Regions from separate parts of the Homo sapiens genome. Here region 1 is linked to region 2. The links are chromatin loops, found by intact Hi-C in ENCODE. Cell type or tissue: ascending aorta. All regions are shown on one strand. Links, peaks and the distances in the headings refer to the core of each region. The heading gives the core; the rest is flanking DNA. Region 1 has its middle 26 kb from the start of DIRC1. Region 2 holds the start of COL3A1 (collagen type III alpha 1 chain).

What was found. Peaks named below come from ENCODE experiments on the same cell type or tissue, not always from the same donor. Only the 100,000 strongest peaks of a DNase experiment are listed, where the experiment ranks them.
Region 1: a loop joins it to region 2, with 2.5 times the contacts of the local background. A loop is called at or near these places in 4 of 110 quality-filtered maps.

Annotation. Positions count from the first base shown.
Region 1 is chr2:188,810,992-188,820,529 of GRCh38, reverse strand. No RefSeq gene overlaps it. Among named protein-coding and RNA genes, the nearest start is that of DIRC1, 26 kb to the right of the region's middle. In ascending aorta, for the core only: no CTCF peak of the experiment used is centred there; no DNase peak of the experiment used is centred there; H3K27ac peaks cover 3,484 bases.
Region 2 is chr2:188,971,763-188,981,300 of GRCh38, reverse strand. It overlaps COL3A1 (collagen type III alpha 1 chain), which reads right to left and starts at 6,928. Exons shown (of 51, transcript NM_000090.4): 1 at 6,733-6,928. The coding sequence starts at 6,811. It overlaps MIR1245A (microRNA 1245a), which reads right to left and starts at 3,209; the gene lies at 3,140-3,209. MIR1245B (microRNA 1245b) reads left to right here and starts at 3,140; the gene lies at 3,140-3,208. The region is part of intron 1 of LOC105373791 (a long non-coding RNA gene); the gene reads left to right. In ascending aorta, for the core only: CTCF peaks have their summits at 2,819 and 4,443 (motif pointing right); DNase peaks (open chromatin) are centred at 2,863, 5,410 and 6,930; H3K4me3 peaks cover 7,240 bases; H3K27ac peaks cover 7,547 bases.

The sequences.
Region 1 (9,538 bases), core at 903-8,902, 160 kb after region 2:
AACAACACACAAAGCTCATTCCACAAACTTATTGCCTCTAAGTGTTAAGTCAAATTCCACCATAATTTCCAGCACCTACTGCTCAAACCTATGAATGTGGAAATAAGAGAAGTCAAGGCTTATGAAACTCATTAAAAAGAGTCCAAGGGTGCAGAGGACTTAGATGAAAGACAAACAAAATAATTCTCAGAAAGGAAAAGTCCAACACTAAATTTTAACATACTGGGCACAGGTTGGGACTTGATAGTGTGTGGAAGGGGCTTAAAAGTAAGTGGAGACTTATAGGTTACAGTTTTTAGGAATTATTGCTGGAAAAGATTCATATTACAAGGACAAGTGGAGATATGCCTTTGTGATGTTTCTATACAGAGAAAGAAAAAAGAAAAAATGATAATCCAGCAAGAACAACTGAGAAACAAAGCATGCAACCTTTCTGCCTGCAACACTATCTTTCCCAGAAACTGCGTAAAAGATGACAGAACAGATAAGGCTTTTTTCAAGTGAGAAGAGAAAATAACTTTTATCTGAGGAATGCAAGTTCTTTTAATTATCAAGCCCAGAGAGACACCCCTCCTTCCTGCCTGCTTTGAGCTGTGTACTCATCTCTTAAAACTACATTCTGTTGCCACAAGTAGCCATAAATTAACCTAATAATGCCACACTGGACACGATAAACCACGCTGGATAACTTAACAGTGTATAGCTAACCACCAATCAATGTTATTTCTGTAAGCCAATGAGAATTCCTGACAAAAAAACTTTGTTATCAGCTCACTCCCTTTCCCCCTTTTTTTGCCTTTAAAAATCCACTTGTAATTGCTGCTAATCAGAGTGTATATTCAGAGCAACTTAAATCTATGCTCCCGGGTTGCTATCCTCAAGCTTGGCCTAAATAAGCTCTTTATTTGTTTTATTTTTGCCTCAGTTTCTTCTAATTAGGTAGACATGAGTTAGGAAAAGTCTTCCCCTCATAAGACAACAGGAAGCAGGAGAAAACTGAACCACCATATCCCATAATGAATTAAATAGCTCCTGAACAAGCTTTTAGGAATATGAGAAAATTCCTTGGCTCAGAAATACCCAATATTTTCATGTTTGAATTATGTGAGTTGTTTTCTCTCCTTGTTGATTATTTGCTTTTCTTTGGGGGGGGGTAGTGGGAGGAGGAGCAAAATTTGCTACTTGTCCTTTGATTTTTAAGTTTTAGATATTATCTGTTATCTGTCTACTCCAGAAGATAATTTTGAAGATTAGACATTATCTATTGTCTGCTATTCTGTAAGATGAAGACATAACACTTTCACAACAAAGCACATCCCTGGGAGGCCCCTCAGGAAGGGTGTGTGCATCTAACAGAATGCTCATAGTAAGATCAAACAAATACCTACTTTCATACTTGGATTCTTTGCACGTGTTTTTTAACTTTTGTTGAAATTCTCTTTCTTCTCATCTCAACCTGGTTGATACCATTCATTCTTCAAAATCAAGGCTTAATAACATTTTTCCCATAAATATTTCCTGAATCTCCCATGAACTATAATTTAAAGCTATAATTGGTAATTTTGTAGCACTTTGTGCATATATTATCACCATATATTTCTTAACATAATTTTTGTCTGACTAGTTCCAAACCCTCTAAGATTTAATTTTGAAAGCATGACTTCCTCCTGAGATGACTTCCTCCTGAGATCTTTCTCAATGTTCTTTCCTGGCCTCCTTCTACCCCCAGTCCAAGTTATGTCAGCTGTCCCTCCTGAGCTCCCAAAGCACCCTGTGCTTCTCTTCATTATTATGTTACAAACCTGGTGGCTTTCACTCCAAGTAGATAATAAATTTCTGGAACAAAGGCTATTGTTCTTAATATCCAACCCTGGTGCTTAGCCCTGGGCTGGAAATACATCTAAGGCTTAATAAATAGATGTTATTCTACTACGGTCATTATTACTTTTCTAGATTCTGAAAGTAAATGGTACATATATTTAAGTCTGGGACGGGGTCTCATTTTAATTTCAGTGTCAAAAAGACAGCCTATCATGCACCTGATATTTGATAAACATTTCTTGAATGAAATAATTTTATGATACCTATATCTTGAGTTAATCTGACGATTTCATCTAAAGTTAATTGCAGCCGAAAAGAAAATTAAGCTGCTCTATCTACACCAAATTACCCACTTGTAGCACAAATTAAAAGCTTCTGCTACTAAAATCAAAATCATAACACCTGTGTCCTATAAGGACTGGAAAGCAAATGACCATGTATCGTATTATATTCTTGGCACTGTCTTAAGTTTTCTGAAGTGAACTTGTTAGCAAAATTTGACATGTAAAAACCATTAAATGCTACTCCTCTAGAGTTTTGACAACGGTTTTTTCCTATCTTGTGATCTAGAAATTACTACAATTAGAAAGTGAATAAATCGAGAATCATATGGCTACTAAAATCAGAATCAACTGACAGTTTACATCCAGAGAGATAACTCAGCCAGACAAATAGACACACACAGTTAAATTGGAGAGATGTTATATGTCATAAGGGTTGAATATTAGTGTTTGGAATAATTTTTGAGTTCCTGTAGTTGGTTTCTATAGTTTTCAGGGTGCAAGTCATTAAGAATTGTTTGTTGCAATAAATGGCTGTCTGATTGCCTACTTTTGTGGCTACCCACAAAAATATGGCATCGTGTCATTTTATGAATAGTCATCACATATTTCAGTAAATAATCTATGGGAAAATACAAATTTCACAATAACTTGCAAGCAATATTCTTCAAAAACTTTCCAAATGTCTGAAAAATTTATTATTTATATATTACATGTAAAAGTTATATTTATATATAAAAAATTAATATGTACTTTACTTCCATATATATATATATATATATATATCTTTATGTTCTAAAATAGTAAATGAAAATCCAAAAGTTAAAAACTAGAATTTGTATACACATGCAGAATTAAAATTTGGAAATAGTTTCCATTGTTAACTATGCAAAACGAAATAATCTGAAATATTATTCAGTGAATATTTGTGATTATATATTTAATGTATGAAAGTCCACTAATGGTTTGGTTCATAATTTGGCCATAATTATGTTACTCTCATATAATTTATGAAAAGTAAGGGAAAGTAGAGATCATTTGATCTCATAGTTATTAATTAGAATATGAGAAGATGAAGATTTTTCAAAACATGCCCACTAGGACACTGTCCCTTCATGTTTGATTCATAAGGTTTGAGATAGAAATATACATGTGTATTCCTGTTGTATGCTCCTGGTTCACACCATTGACAAGGCAATTTCTTCCTTTTAGAGTCAGATACATTGACTATTAGAGAGATTAAATAATTTGACAAAGTTATAGGTATAAATATGAAAAAGTTACATTACAATATGCTTATATTAGAATGGTGTTTAATTATTAAAAATATGAAATATGGATTAGTGGCTCTAAATTCCCAGAATCTATTAAAAATCCATAACTTACTTGAAGATATAAATTCTGGAGGTAAGAAAATCAGTATGCTCAGATGAACACATGGATAAAGTGCTCTATACATTTTTTATATTTTATTAGAATTATTTTCTTTGAGTGATAATGTTTCTTTTCATTTTGAATAGCCAATTTACTTTGCATCTGACTGAATAGAAGGACTCATTAAAATATTAACTTTTTAAAATTGTGGTACAATTTAAATAATGTAAAACTAACCATTTTAAAATAAACAATCTAATGACATTCAGTGCCTTCACAATGCTGTTCGACCACCACCTCTAGCTAGTTCCAAAACATTTTTACCACCTCCAAAGGAAAAATCCATACCATTTAGCAGTTGTTCACAATTTCCACATCCTCCCAGTCCCTGGCAACTACCAATCTGCATTCTCTCTCTATGAATTTACCTATTTTGGATATTTCAAATAAATGAAATCATACTTTTATGTCTGTTTTTTTTTCACTTAGCATAGTATTTTTGAGGTTTATCCAAATTGTAGCATGTGACAGTACTTTATTACATTTTATGGATAGACAATATTCCATAGTATCAAGGTACCACCGTTTGTTTGTCCATGTATCCGTTGGTGGACATTAGACTGTTTTCATCTCTTGGCTATTGGAAATATTGTTACTATGAATATGTGTGCACATGTATTTGAGTACCAGTTTTCAATCTGGGGGGATATTTATAGAATAACTACCTTTATGGTAAATGAAATACAAACTTTTAAATGAGTTTTTACAGATCTAAAATGAAAAACAAGATATTTAAAGAAATACTAAAGCAAAGGTTTGTCACGCTGGACAAGTCATAAGTGGACAAATGCAGTGATGTTGCCTTCTATCTCTGAGTCCCTCTGTTTTGATTCCCTTCATCCCACCTACTTCACCATTTTACCTTCTACCATCCCATCTCTATCCCCATGACACATGTTATTTTATCTAAAGAAATGAATAAAGGCAAAATATTAATAATTTATTTCATTTGTCAAGATAGCTTTCAAATTTATTTTAGCCTATCAAGACACAACATCTCTGATTTTATGAGACATAGTCTTGTTTATTTTAGCCAGATTACTCACAAACTCCTAGTACAATGCTTTGCCAAATAAATGAATATATGGATAAATGCATTTTAAATGTAATAAAAGGCACTGTATTTTATGGCCATTTGCAACAATACTAGCTAAGCTTCATCTAAATGAGATATAAAAAGCATGTACCCCTCTTTTTTAATGAACTTATGTAATAGAAAAATTGAAATATAGCATGTCAGACACTGTTTTTACTATATTCTGGAGTTGACTTCACTGAATTTGTGGAGACAATTGAAAATACTGTATCAATTTTATCAGTGTGAGGTCTAATTAATAACCACGGAATAATGATGGTCTCTGTAAGAAATTTTAAATGCTCATAAAAGTAATAATGCTTAAACCATTCTAGGATATGAACATTAAGGAAAGCCTGAGATATTATCTTTCTGAAAACAAAGTAGTATGGAAAACACAACAAATACTTCATATTGTAATGCATTACTCCTTTTAAGTGGAAGAACTAAATGGTAATCTCTTAGCTTTACATTTTCAGCCCGATTCACGCTTCTGACTTAAAGTTATAGACCTTGTTAACATCGAAAGGTTTTAATAATTATATAATTACAGTTTACTTCTTATAATATGTTGTACAGGCATGGTGGCTGACACCTGTAATCCCAACACTTAGAGAGGACAAGTTGGGACGATTGCTTGTGGCCAGGAGTTTGAGACGAGCCTGAGCAACATAGCAAAACCCCAGCTCTATGAAACAATTTTAAAAAATTATCTTGAAATGGTGGCATGGGCCTATTTCTCAGCTACTGAGAAAGCTGTTGGAGAATCACTTGAGCCCGGGAGAGGTAGAGGCTAAAGTGAGCCTTGATTGAACCACTGCACTCCAGCCTGGGTGACAGAGTGAGAGCCTGTCTCTAAATTTAGAAATGAATAAATAAAATAAAATAAAATAAAATAAAATGTGCGTCTGGCTTACTAATCTCATTCACAAAACATAGTGTTTAATTTTTAGTTAAACATATGTTCATAAACATGAGTAAACTTTTCTACTTTATTACTTCCTTCTTAAGTCATTCTCTTAGATTACGGGAAGAATAAACCTTCATGATTTACATTAGGTTTTCTTTCAAAGAAAGAAAAGTTTACCATCAAAGCAGTTTTCCTTCCAAATTTTATCAATATTATGGCTTCTGTATAATTTACTTGATATGGTCTCTGTTTCAACCTGAAGCTCAGCAAGAACTAAAGTGGGGAGGGTTGCCTACGTTATAAATGGTACCTCTGATGGCAAATGGATTGTTAAAATAAGCATTGCTTAAAGTTAAAGCAAAATATATTTCCCTACACTTAATGATTTGTTTATATTTTTGTTTTAATCTATATACTAAGTACTAAATTATAATAAAACAATGTATCAATTATATATATTATTTATATTATATAAATAAATTTAAAATAGCTCAGTTTAATAATTTTCAAGTCTTAAAATATACGAGTCAGGGTCATCTCCTTTTTTTTCTGCATTTTTTCTTCACCATTTCAATTTCAGTCTGGATTTTATTATAGAAAAATAACTCTTTTTTCCCTAATTTTTCTAGCCTGCCCCATGTGATGAATGGTGCTCCTTTTACTTATGATATCACTGCAGTCTGAAATTGAGAGACATAGCACATGTTGTAGACTTCTGCTTTTCTACTTACCAAAAGCCAAAATACACTAGGTAGTATTTAAACACAACTAAGAAGAGAATTCCTATTAGGTCAGAAAGCAGGAAAAGGAGGCTTAATGTTGAATTTACCAGTTGGAGCTATAAAACCCCAAGTACGTTTTGTGATTTCTGCACGTCTTACCTAGGCCCAAGTAGGTCTGACAGAGAGCCACGGAGCACACATTTCCTGTCTTAAGTCAACGTTGGGCCCAGCCCCAGAAGCTCACAGTATTACACTGACTATTTCCAGACTTTGGCCAGTACTAAGCCTCATCTCACCGACACATTCCTAGACTGATTCTGTGACTTAGAAATGCTGAAGGTGTCTGGGTTGTTCAACCAATCTAAAATTTACTGCTGAGAGTGAGAAATAAGTGCTCTGTCACCTGGGCCTGAACCACATAGACACATGGTCTAAATGCAGGGGGCATTCAGTTTCAGACAATCTAGGTTTTACCTAGTTTTGCAGAAACATTAGTTAAATGTGAAATGTTTCTCTGGGAAAAAATGGTTTCCAAAGTCTTGTTATAAAAATTCAAGCCAAATAGGAATTTAGTCATTGGGAATCAGGAAGGACATTTCAACATTTAGGAAAATCCTTCACAGAAAATTACGATTCCCCACAGAGTTTTGGAAAAGCACACGCTGGTTACTTACTTACCATGGTAAGAAGGATCCCAAAGTCAACTTAATGTCTTTGAAGAAATGAGTTAGAAAATGAATACACAAGAAGACCTTAGTTAAGATAACCACAGTTAGTCATCAAAATATTTTTCTGCCTATGACATATCAATGTGGTTTAAAATTGTCTAGTAACAGCTATATTTTTTATACATATGGTTTTCAATTTTTTTCATTAAACCCGACATGAGACTATTTTAAAAACTTACTTCATTCATAGAGCTATATCATCTAGTACCAGAGAAATCCATCAAAGCACAAGTGAGAATTCTGCACTCTTAAGAAAAATGCCTTAAAAAAAAAACCATACCAATCATTTTTTATTAAGCAGCAATTTAACATCATTTTAATTTAATTTTCTATTGTAAAGCAAAAAGAGATAAATAACATTGCATTTCATCAGCACTTGCTCCCAATAACTCCCATGCTCAGCAAGAAATAAATATTGAGATAATTGCAGTACATTTCATTTATAAACAAGGTAACAGAGGCCCCCTTTTTCCACAGTGAAAGGTCCTCAACAGCAGCGCTATTGGACCACTAAATACTCTCTATCCAGCAGGTCTTCATGATGCTTCCATTAGAGTATGGTGTATCTGAAAAGTTCAACCTTACCTTGGTTTAGCACTGCTTCTCTCATGTGGCTGGTTCGTATAGCCTCAGTGTAAAGGCTGCCGAGGAATTCCTTAAGCATCATGGGGGATATCGTGGCCATTAAAAAAGAACTATGTTACTAACTTTTTCAACATATGTGGATTTTAGTAACTTGGAAAGCAAAGAATGCGGTAATATTTCAATTAAATTCTGTGGATATAAAGCCTTTACTCACTTTTGTTTTGCTTTATTTTATTGAATGAAGTTACCAAGTTTATAAACCCGTAGTACATCGTGACCTACCTTACACAGCTCAATAACATTCTGCCAACCTGCTGAAGTACAAGGCCACACAATACTGACTAGTCTTTGTGTGCTGCCCTTTGTGACAAGGTAAGGGTAAATATCATGGAAGATAAGCAGTTATAAAGATGGTCTTCAGTTCATGATGGCATCATTTGTCTTTTCTTAGTATACTGTTTTCATCCTCGGTAATGGCCCTTCTTTCCCATCAAAGTGTTTGCTCTTTGCCTGTTTTCTAGCCTGCAGCCCCAATCTAATTAGCAGTAGATCTCTGACCAGTTGTTTGAAATAATTATTGATTTGCTGGTTTATTGTACATCAATATGAATAGGGAAAAATTAAAATAGGGAGAGAGGGAGGGTGATTTATTTTCTTTATCACATTAATCATTGACCCAGTTGCTATTTTCTGGTCTTCAAATATTCCCTAAATAATAATTTTCACCTTCTGTTATTCTAAAACTTATCTTTGTATCTGCTGTTATTTTCCTCCTTTGGTAGAACATTATTTAATACTTTTTCTATAATTAGAACATACCTTTTAAAATTATTGAATTTGCACTATAACAGAAAGTTACCTAAGACAAACTTTAACTGTCTTTGAGATTTTGCTTTTAAAAACATGGGAAAAGATGAAACGTAATTACAAGAAAGTTAATGGAGAAAATGAGTTTATCGCATGGTTTTCATAGTACCTTGCTTTTAATATTAGCTTCCCTTTTGTAGATATATGGGAATCCAGACTGTGTACCTGGGCTGAATTAATATTTTTACAGAGCTTGACTAAATAAGGGAACAAGAAAGACATTTACTTATGTGAAAAGAATGGAATTAAAGGTGATTCAGGGGCAAAATCAAGTCCAGACATTTTTTCCAACCAACTCAGCAATCAGAAAAAGGCAGAACTGGAGAAACTGAGTATGAGACAAATGAAGTAGAACAGGATTTGAGTGGCCTGAAAAGGAGCCACAATTATAAACGTGGCCTCCATATCTCAGTGGCTGGAATTAGCTGTTAAGAACACAACCATCAGAACATTGTGTAACACCATGACTCATAAAATCTCATTTAATTTTCATACCAACCCACTCTGAATATGTTGCTGTCTGGATGCTTCTTTCAGACTTAATACCACTGCTGACTGAAGAGCATCATTTTGGTGTTATCACCATGGCCTCTTGCAGAATTATATGTATGTTCCAGTCTTAGCACCACTAGCTCTTGATTCAAAGTCTGAGGTGTGTACATTTTATTAGTGGACCTAGATCATGGGTTTGCACCTTAGCTCCAAGTGAGACTGGGAAAGCAAGCAGGCATCTTTAGGTTTCATAAAGAAAAAAGGAGCACTCTACTTGCCAACAGTACTCATAAAATGAGGAGTTCCCCCAAAACATGAAGGAGAGTTAGGACATATAGCAATATTTTTTTCAAATAATGGCAAATGTCTATTAAAGTTCATATATTTGGCTAATAAACATCAAAATGTATCCTTTCTCAGGTACAACATAAAGTATTTTTTGCCTATATCATATATGACAGACAAGACAAAGACTTCAGAGTTAGTGCTTTCAAATACAGGTCCAAGATTGCTAAGCAAAAATAAAATTTATAATCTAGTTTGGTAATGATTCAGATATGTCTTAACTGATACATAAACTGTAAAATTAGCTGCTACTACCATATGGTCATGTAATGGCAGAG
Region 2 (9,538 bases), core at 514-8,513:
AACATATTGAAGCTAACACATGTCTTAAACCACTCTTAGCTGCTTCTTTCCTAGTTTTCTATTTTGGAATTTTAGAGAAAAATAAAGCCAAATAACATAATTTTATATTTTTAGATGTGCATAAAGCTTACTATTTTGTGATTTTTTTGTTTCCATTCTTCATGTTAAATCATGCTGACTTGAAGAAATCATATTGTTTGGACAAAAAATGAATGTTATGTTTGTCTTAATACTATTTTTGGAGCAATAATATTATTCCCTAAAGCACCTAATTAAATTAATTAATTTGGCTTGAATGAAAAGTGAATGTTTTTTCCTTTTCTCTTCTTACTAAATCCTTATCTGGGAAAAGATGTTGTATAATCTGAAAATCTAAGAATCACAGATATGATATATAAATTATCATAATTATTTTCATTACTTTAGAAAGCTGAATATTTTGTACATGTGGGTATTTGGCATTCATATAGTTTCCAATTGAAATAATGTTTGGTTTGCCTTTTAAATGATATTGTTTGGAAAACATAAATTTTAATAAAATATTTTTTCTGCTGCTTATGTATTTATCAGAGTATCTTAAAATATGTTAGATTACTTAACAAAAAGGACTCTGAAGAAAGTATCTGTAGACATTCTAGGTGAATAATTTTAATTTAAAAGCACTGTTTTGCATAGAAAATAAGATTTTATTTATTCTTGCTACCTCCAGGAAAAAAAGTTGATAAATTATCATTTGTAGATATTTTCTTGTTTCATATTTTATAGATATATGCTTTTTCAATCTCCTTAGAAATGTCCTTTAAGTTGATTAATCTTTTAGAATTCAATTAATCTTTTAGAATTGTCTAAAAGATTAATCTTTTAGAATTGTCTAAAAGATTAATCTTTTAGAATTGTCTAAAAGATTAATCTTTTAGAATTGTCTAAAAGATTAATCTTTTAGAATTCAATCTCCTTAGAAATGTCCTTTAAGTTGATTAATATTTTATCCTGTTAAAAATAAAAATAATTAGATAATTAGAAAATTTTAAGTATCATATATCTAACCACCAGCAATTGCATATATAATAAAATCTTCTTAGTGTCAAATTATAAAAACATTGAAGAGAATATATTCTACTTGTCTTATTACATTTGGCAAACAACTTTAAATTGTATAGTCTTATAAATAAAATTTTACATTTCACCATCCTTATCACTAAGTTACTAAGTACTTTAATTTCTTCCTTAGAGTAATTTTATTTGCCAGCGTTAGTAAAACTAGTGCTATAGTACCTCCTATCTTGTAGGGACTGCTCTGAGTAGTTTGAATATCTATTTTGCTTCATACTCCCAAAGGCCTTATGAGCTTACAGCTGTCATAATCCTAATTTTACAGATGAGGAATCTTAACTGCAGAAACATTAAGTAATTTTCCCAAGGTTACACAGTCAGGGTGAAAAAGAAGATCTGAGTGTAAGAAGGCTTTCTCTAAATTTGATACTCTTAATTACTGCATTCTATTTTCTTTCTGCTATTTCAAAACTGAGTACGATTAAAGAAGCCAACTCCAAAGCTCTGTCCCATATGATTTTTTATCCCTGCAAGGTTAAAATCTGAATCTAGATAGGTATATTTTGAAGGACAACAGTTCTTTGCAAAATATTTTTCTATCTGGCCTCAAAACAGGAAGATGCCATCTGGAGTTAAATTCTCCTGTTTATTTTCTCTTGACCTTATGAAGAAGGGTTATATCTCTAAAGCTACCCTGATGACATCCAGACCACCAACAGAATAAATGTGTGACTCAGAAACCCTGCATACATTTTGCTATATACAAAAAAGTAGGGTTCTAACAACAATAGTACCAGACAGAAAAGACTTCTGCATCCAATGCAAAAATATGTTTAAGATGTCTCATTAACACACTGTTTTTCAGAAAATATAGTTACTAAATGATTCATGTTAATATACATCTAAGTTCATCAGAAGTTTTCACTGAATGAAACTGGAACGTTGTGAACATGCTATGCAACTCCAAAGAGTATTTCTGTGATTTTAATTTACTTGAGAAATGCAGTCTCTGTCATCCTCCACACAAAATACTATAGAAAAACAGTTTCAGAAAAATATATGCCATTTTACTGAAGCAGTACTTTCTTAATACTAGAATTCAAGGGAAGTTTAACTTTTAATAATTTCTGGATCTTTTCTCTTTGATGTTTACATCTTTTGGGCATTTTGACTCGTCCTCTTTCAACGTTTCATTTTGTTCATTAAGACTACATTTTAAACAGCAGTGCTTGACCTCAGTCATGGAAAAAAACAAGGGTTTTATTAGTTAATCTGAAAGGAATCCACTTCTGCTGTGTTTTCATTAGACACAGACTGAAACTCTGGTGGTTAATGTAACTCCCCCAACTGCAGTTCACAAATGATTTATGTAAGAATAGCTATCTCATTTTTTCCGTTGTCATCTTGACATGAAACAGGCAAAGTTTCCCCTTTGAAAAGTCTGGAGAGTTTTTTTTTACACTATATGATCTTTTTTTTTTTTTTTTTTTTGAGTGTGGAAACAATGGGATTGAGCTTTTATCTTAGGGAAAACTTTTACAAGAAACAGTTCACTGAGAGGGTTCCAGAAAGTTATTGTAGACCTGGAAACTTTACAACTGTTCCTCATGTCCAGCAAAAGCAATAACATCTTTCATCTTTAAAGCTTTAATTCTTTAAGCAATCTACTTTAATCACTTCAAGGCGGTGATATCATTAGATGTTACAAAATTAAAGAGCTGGGCTACATAATTTTTGGAACTCTGCACCAAAGAAGCCATTCACAATGGAAACTGTGGAGTTTCGGTAGATGGCACTCTTTTCTCTGAGTGACAACTCAAGGTCCAGCATGTGACCGTAGATGTAGAACAGGGGCTTTCCTGAGGAGCTGTCCTTTAGCCTCAACTATAATCCTGGTAAACTCACAGCCAATCATTCTTGATTTTTAAAAAGAAGCCTGTAGATAAGACATCAATCCAGGAATCTGAAGTAGTTAAGAGGCATTTAATCACAGTCTTTCCTTCTTTCCCAGAATTGTTCCAGTGGATTTGCTTTCTTTTCTTGTAATGCTGAAATGTTTAATTCCAGAATTTAATAAAAATACCTTTTTATATGTAGGCCTTTAGATCACTTAAAGAGTATTCAACATCAGATGATCTAAAGGCCTATACATAAATAGGTAGTTTTGAAAATCCAAATTTTTCAAGGCTCTGTTATTACCTGAGCATTTTTCTTTCCCTAGAAAAAAAGCTCAGGTAAGTAAATACAAGGTATCATGGATGAAAAACACAAAGTGTTATAATACTTTATTTACTCACACAGAACTGGTGATAATTTCTTTTAAAATGATAAGATCCTGAGCTTCTGGGGTTTAAAAAAATTAACGTACTACTCTCTATAAAATTGAATATTAAACAGAAAAATACCTATTCTTTTTTCACCTTTAGAAATGCATTATTAGTTCATGTACTTTCTAGGACGATATATAATTTTTTTAGTATCTCCTTTCAATGACAAATAGTTACAAAATTAAGAAAATTCAAATATCTGATTTTAATGTGTATTCTATAATTATCTAAGACTGAACAGAATATTGGTCCTAGCCTTGACTCCGTCATTTTCTAGTTTTGTAATCTCAAATAAAGCACTGATCCATGTTAGGTGACTGACACTGAGATATGTGAGCAACTATGCATTCTCTCCCTTTAAAAGTGCAATTGTTCCTAAATGTATGTAACCTTTTCCTGTTAGTTCAGTGTGTTTAATTGTAGGGACAAACACAAACCAGAAAACTTGAATGTTACCTGAGCAAGTTACAAATTCCCTCTTAAAGCATAATGAAAAAAATATACTCTCATGACGTCTAATAAGAAACTGATTCTCTGAGTCCATTTACAGTTTTAAAATTCTAAAACAACTAGAGGCCTACAGTTTATTTTACTGGAATTATCACTGTAGCAAAATATAGAAACTCAAACATTAGTACACATTTAATTAAAATAAAGTTTCTGTTTCTGCCCTAATGGAGCAGTATTACTTAGTAACAGCTGTCTATAATCTATCTAACAATTAAGCAGTGAATAAAATACTTATGTCAAATAAGGACTACATCAGAGACATGAAAAATGTATTTAAACAATAGTCATATGTAGAATTTTTAAGTGGCCGTAACATTTAAGCTAATTTCCAAAAAGACTCTGAATATTGTTACCATTGTGTTTTCGTGTCAGTATATGTGTTTGCAATATTTATCCGTAACATACTAATTTCCTTAGGAGAGCAGTGTTAACATTTAAAATTCACGCATATGAATTTTTTAAAGCTCATTATAAACTACCAAAGCCAGCTACATAACATTAATATTGGCATTCGTTATGTAAATGGTAACCTGGCTTGTCAGCCACTAGGTGACGCATCTTTGTACTTAAAACTTGGCATGTTTATAATCTACAGGAAATATAAAACAGACTATGTTTCTCCATTGGTGGATTAAAACACATGAATTAAATACAATGTTCACAAATTTGTAAGACGACCAAAATTCTTTTTGAGGACTTGTTTGTATCCAGAAAATGCCTGTGAGTGAACTAGAAGTGAGTGTTCATTAGAGCTGTGCCGTCTCTGAAGTTATGAGGGCATATATAAGAAACCCCACCCCAGAACTTTATGACAGCTCTCAGTGTGCTGTATATTCAGATACCTCCTGTAACTTTTCCAAAGCTTATCTAATAGCAGAATTTCCTTGTAAAACCCACAGGGAACATAAGATGTACTGTCTTAAGTCACTTCAACTTTACTTTTACTCATGACAAAAAAAATAGGCTGAACAGTTCTCTTTCAACTCTTTTTGAGCTTAAGAACACACAAACACATATCAGCAAAATTTTATACTTATTGATTATTTTTTGCATCTAAAGAGAAAGAGGGAAATAAACAGAACTTAATGTGATGTCAAGGTACTGTAAGTGGCAAACACCCCCCCACTAAAGTTGGATTGGGAAGAAAAATAGCCACAGTGCTTATAAAAAGCTTGCAACCACGAGGCAACTACAAATATGTTGCAATTTTTTGAGCTAAAACCCCTAAGTTTGTAGTCTTTTCAATAAATGGTTGGTGGGGGATAGTAGTCATTTGGTATCCTAAAAAAGGACTGTGAGTTGTAGCATCTCCTGGGAAGAGCAGGATAGGGAGGAAAAGGGGAGAGGAATGAGAAAGGAAGAAGGATTGAGAGTTCAGGGGAAAGAAAGGGTGAGGAGGCAAGGAGAGAGAGAACTAAAAAAAAGAAATGGAGGCATAAGGAGGCCACATGGGGAGTAGGGAGGGAGTAACAGGCAGGGAAGACAGAGGAGGAGAGAGGAGTAGATATGGGCTTGCCTAGGAAGGGGTGGGGTGATGAGTGAAGAGAAGTCTAAAGGAGCCAAAAGGGGTGGAGAGAGATAAGGAGGAGGGCAAAGCGAAGGAGAGGAGGGGTAAGGAGGAGAGGAAATTAAGGGAACAAGGAAAATGGGTGTTTCTTTTCTTTTGTGTCCATGGGCTGAATATAACTGAAGACATTTCATTGTATATCTACCCCTCCCCTCATACACACATTTACATGTATTAGCTATGAGGACAACAAATACATTTGATATTACAAACAAAAACCAAATTTTCATGCAGTGTCCTTTGCAAAATCTATATGTTTAAATGTAACCATGTTTAGTTATGTGCAATAAAAATTGTCTAATAATTTCTCCTAGCTATCTTTACATTTAGCACTTAAATATTTATTTCTATGGAAGTTTGTATTCCAATTTGTTCAGCATTTTCATGACTATGGTAAATAAAAGAATATTTTCACATAAATAATGAGACAAATGTGTTTTTAGGGGAAATTAGAATATGAAAAACATTACATGCAATTATTAGAAAATATAGCAAAACAGCTTTCTGAAGTCAAACAGTACTAGTATCTTTACCTTGTTTGCAGCAAAGTCAAACCTCCTGTTGAAACATTTTAAAAAATATTTTCTTCATTAATGCGAATGTGGTTAAAACGTAGAATATGTGGAAAATATTAGTCCCTTAATATCAAGCTACTAGAAAAGATGAATTAATCAATCATTCTTGAAACAAAATAAAAACAGGAATAATAAAATATTTTAGCAGTTTGATCCCTTTGAAGAATGTTTATAGGTATCTTGTAGCCATTTTACAGAAATATATTCAATGATTCTGATAATGCGTAGAATCTTCCTTTAGACTGTTCTTAATCCATGATATTTGAAAGGCATTCTTATTCAGAAAACAATGCTCAATATTCTAACCTTACAAAGAATCCAGCAGACAAAGAGGAACATAAAATTATTGCAAGAGACCAATAACTTCCAGACTGCCTGGGGAAGTATTCCAAGATGTTAACAATCCAGGAGGGAAAAATTTTAAAGCCATTTTTAAAAGTTTCCAGTGCCTTTAACATGAAAACAAGTTAGTACAAGAACATCTTATCTTAACCACAGAACTCTTAAAAACACACATAACGCGATTATTTTTCAAGTAATGTAAAAAGCACAGCCATGGTCAGTTCAACGTTTCACAATCTGGAGCTTATAGAGGAAATTATCTTGAATCAGGCAACTGATTTTCCCCTTTACACCCCTCTTTGTGAGGAGAAGAAAGACAAAAATCCCATAAAGTTTCTTGAAATCAGTACCTACTCACCTTCCTGTTGTGCCAAAATAATAGTGGGATGAAGCAGAGCGAGAAGTAGCCAGCTCCCCTTTTGCACAAAGCTCATCATGTCTAAATATCAGACATGAGACTCTTTGTGCAAAAAGGAGAAAAGAAAAGCAGTTCAAAGTAGCACCATCAAGTTGTTCCCTGCCCTTCAGCACCGGGCCCGTCATAAAACTCAGCCACTGAGATTCCTTTGCTTTGGCCTTAAATAGGAAAAAGTTTGGCTTCCCTCACTTTCCAGCCCCTTTCTGAAATATGAGAGCCGCACCCATCCCCTCAGCAGTAAAAGAAATGATAAATATTTCTTTTTCCCTTATAGAAGACACAACCCACAGTAAGAAAAAGAGCACATCTGGAGTTTGTATGCATCTGCTTATGTAAAAGTTTTTTTACATATTTCACTCTTACATATATGTTTGTATAACTTAGGAACGTATAGAAATGCTCTGCCTTGTTTTAATACATACAATGTAAATGCATACATTTTTATTTCCCCTTATGAAGTTAACAACTGCATAATTTTGAAAAACTGCTTGATGCCCATTTATCTAGTATGTCTAATTTACAGAACTGATCTTCCTAGAAGATTTTTATGTTGGGATTTTGCCAGAAGTAATCCTAACTCAATTTAAATAGGAGACTGTAAGAGACTCACGGAAAGAAATGCCACCGTATGCCCCTTCGACTCATCCACCCACCCTGGGTCCTAGAAGTTAAGTTTCAGGCAAATATCAAAAGACAAAGTATTTCAGCAATGTTTGAATGGCTTCCTAAAAGTTAGATACTTATCTATAGCTGTTTCCATTTCTCACAAATTTCTTTAGCAAGCCAGAGTGCTTTCTTGTGAGATTTCCAATTTTTATGCTGCCTGGGAAAGACAGAGCAGATTTTTCTAGAGAAAAATTCAGCCTTTTCATGACATAACTTTTTAGGAAACTGGAAGAGAAAGAGTTTATCACATAGAATAGCAAAAGAGTACCAGAGAAAGTGGTCATTTTTTCTGCATTACTCTAAAGATTAGTATAAATATTTCTAATTTAGACTTTTATGTGTATACTTTCCAGATCCTCATCCACAAAACTTTCCAATGTATTTCTGGATCTATCTAAGCAGTAATTTTTGTGTCATATTTGAAAGAGGGGCAAATACCATTTATAGGTCTTTGATAAATCTCTGCAGGAAAAATATGCTTGTCCACAGTATAAGGCTATATCTGGCAATGGAGATATCTCTTTACACCCTAATCATCAGTTCATAGTTAGTTCATCTATCTCTATAATCTACGGTGGACATTTCAATTCTAATCAAGGTCACTTGAACTAATTTTCTTCACCTTCACCTAAACATGTCCGTCTCTATGCCTGTGCACATAAAATTCTCCCCATTTCACACCAATTAATGGAAGTCACTTCCTTATGCCTCAATGCAAAACTTTCCTCCTTAAGTAAATTACCTCCTTTAAACTAATTTTCATCTTTCTCTTTCTTCTAATTTGTGTTACTAAATTTTCACTCAACTCATGTCATATGTATATTCCCAGGTGTACATGAATCCTGTAAGCATGGACAGTGGCAAACTTGCTTTCTTGTTTCTTGCATCTTTTTTTTTTTTTTTTTTGCGACGGGGTCGCCCTCTCTCGCCCAGGCTAGACTGCAGTGGCGCAATCTCGGCTCACGGCAAGCTCCGCCTCCCGGGTTCACGCCATTCTCCTGCCTCAGCCTCCCGAGTAGCTGGGACTACAGGCGCCCGCCACTACGCCTGGTTAATTTTTTGTATTTTTAGTAGAGACGGGGTTTCACCGTGTTAGTCAGGATGGTCTTGATGTCCTGACCTCGTGATCCGCCCGCCTCGGCCTCCCAAGCTTTCTTATATCTTCAGTCACAAGGACACAAACCAAGACATCTCAATGTAGATGACATCATTTGATGACAGGAAAGGAAAACTAGAACGAGACCAACCTCTTGTGTATCTTTATTTTAGATTGGAGAGTCACTGCTTGGGGGCGTGGGAGAAAAGTAACTGTTGAGAATGGTCATGAATATAAGCTTTTCTACTGGATCACAGTAGAGATGCTGGGGAAAGGCTGTTATATGCATCTTTCTGTCTTTCAGACATCTTTGTCCTGTACACAAAAAATATTTCCTGTGTTCAAACCAATTCAGAAACATAGTTTTTCTCATGATGTCTTTGTATCTACGTAGAATTCATATATCTATATTAGATTTCTCTCATTGTTTTAGGTGGTCTATAAAAGCTGAAATTTATTGAATTTCTTCATTAGATTTATTTTCCACTGTGAAAAATTAGAAATGTTATTTTTAAAATAATGCTTGTTATGCTTTATTTTAGGCATTATAAATAAAATTACTATTGTTCTAAAATTCTTAATTTGCTTAGCTATTCAAATAAAAGCCTTATACTCATGAGAAAAATTCATGATTGATGCACTCACTTAAGAAACATTAGCTGATGTTTTGCATATGGAAGGATTGTTGTATTTTAAGGTCTTCAGGAGAGACCTAGAGAATTCATTCTCCAGATATTCTGATTTACGATTCTTCACTACCTCGAATATGGAGGTTTTGCACTAGGATCCTTTGCATTCTGTGTCCCAGATCCTATTTTTCTACCTCCTGTCAAAGCATTTCCTAATACGGGGTCAAAGCATTTCTTAATACAGGGTCTGAACTAGGTGAAATGCATACACTTCTGAATCCTATTATGCCATCCAGGAACTGCTGTCCTCATTGTTATCTAGCCACACATTTCTTCCCATACTTCCCTGACTTCA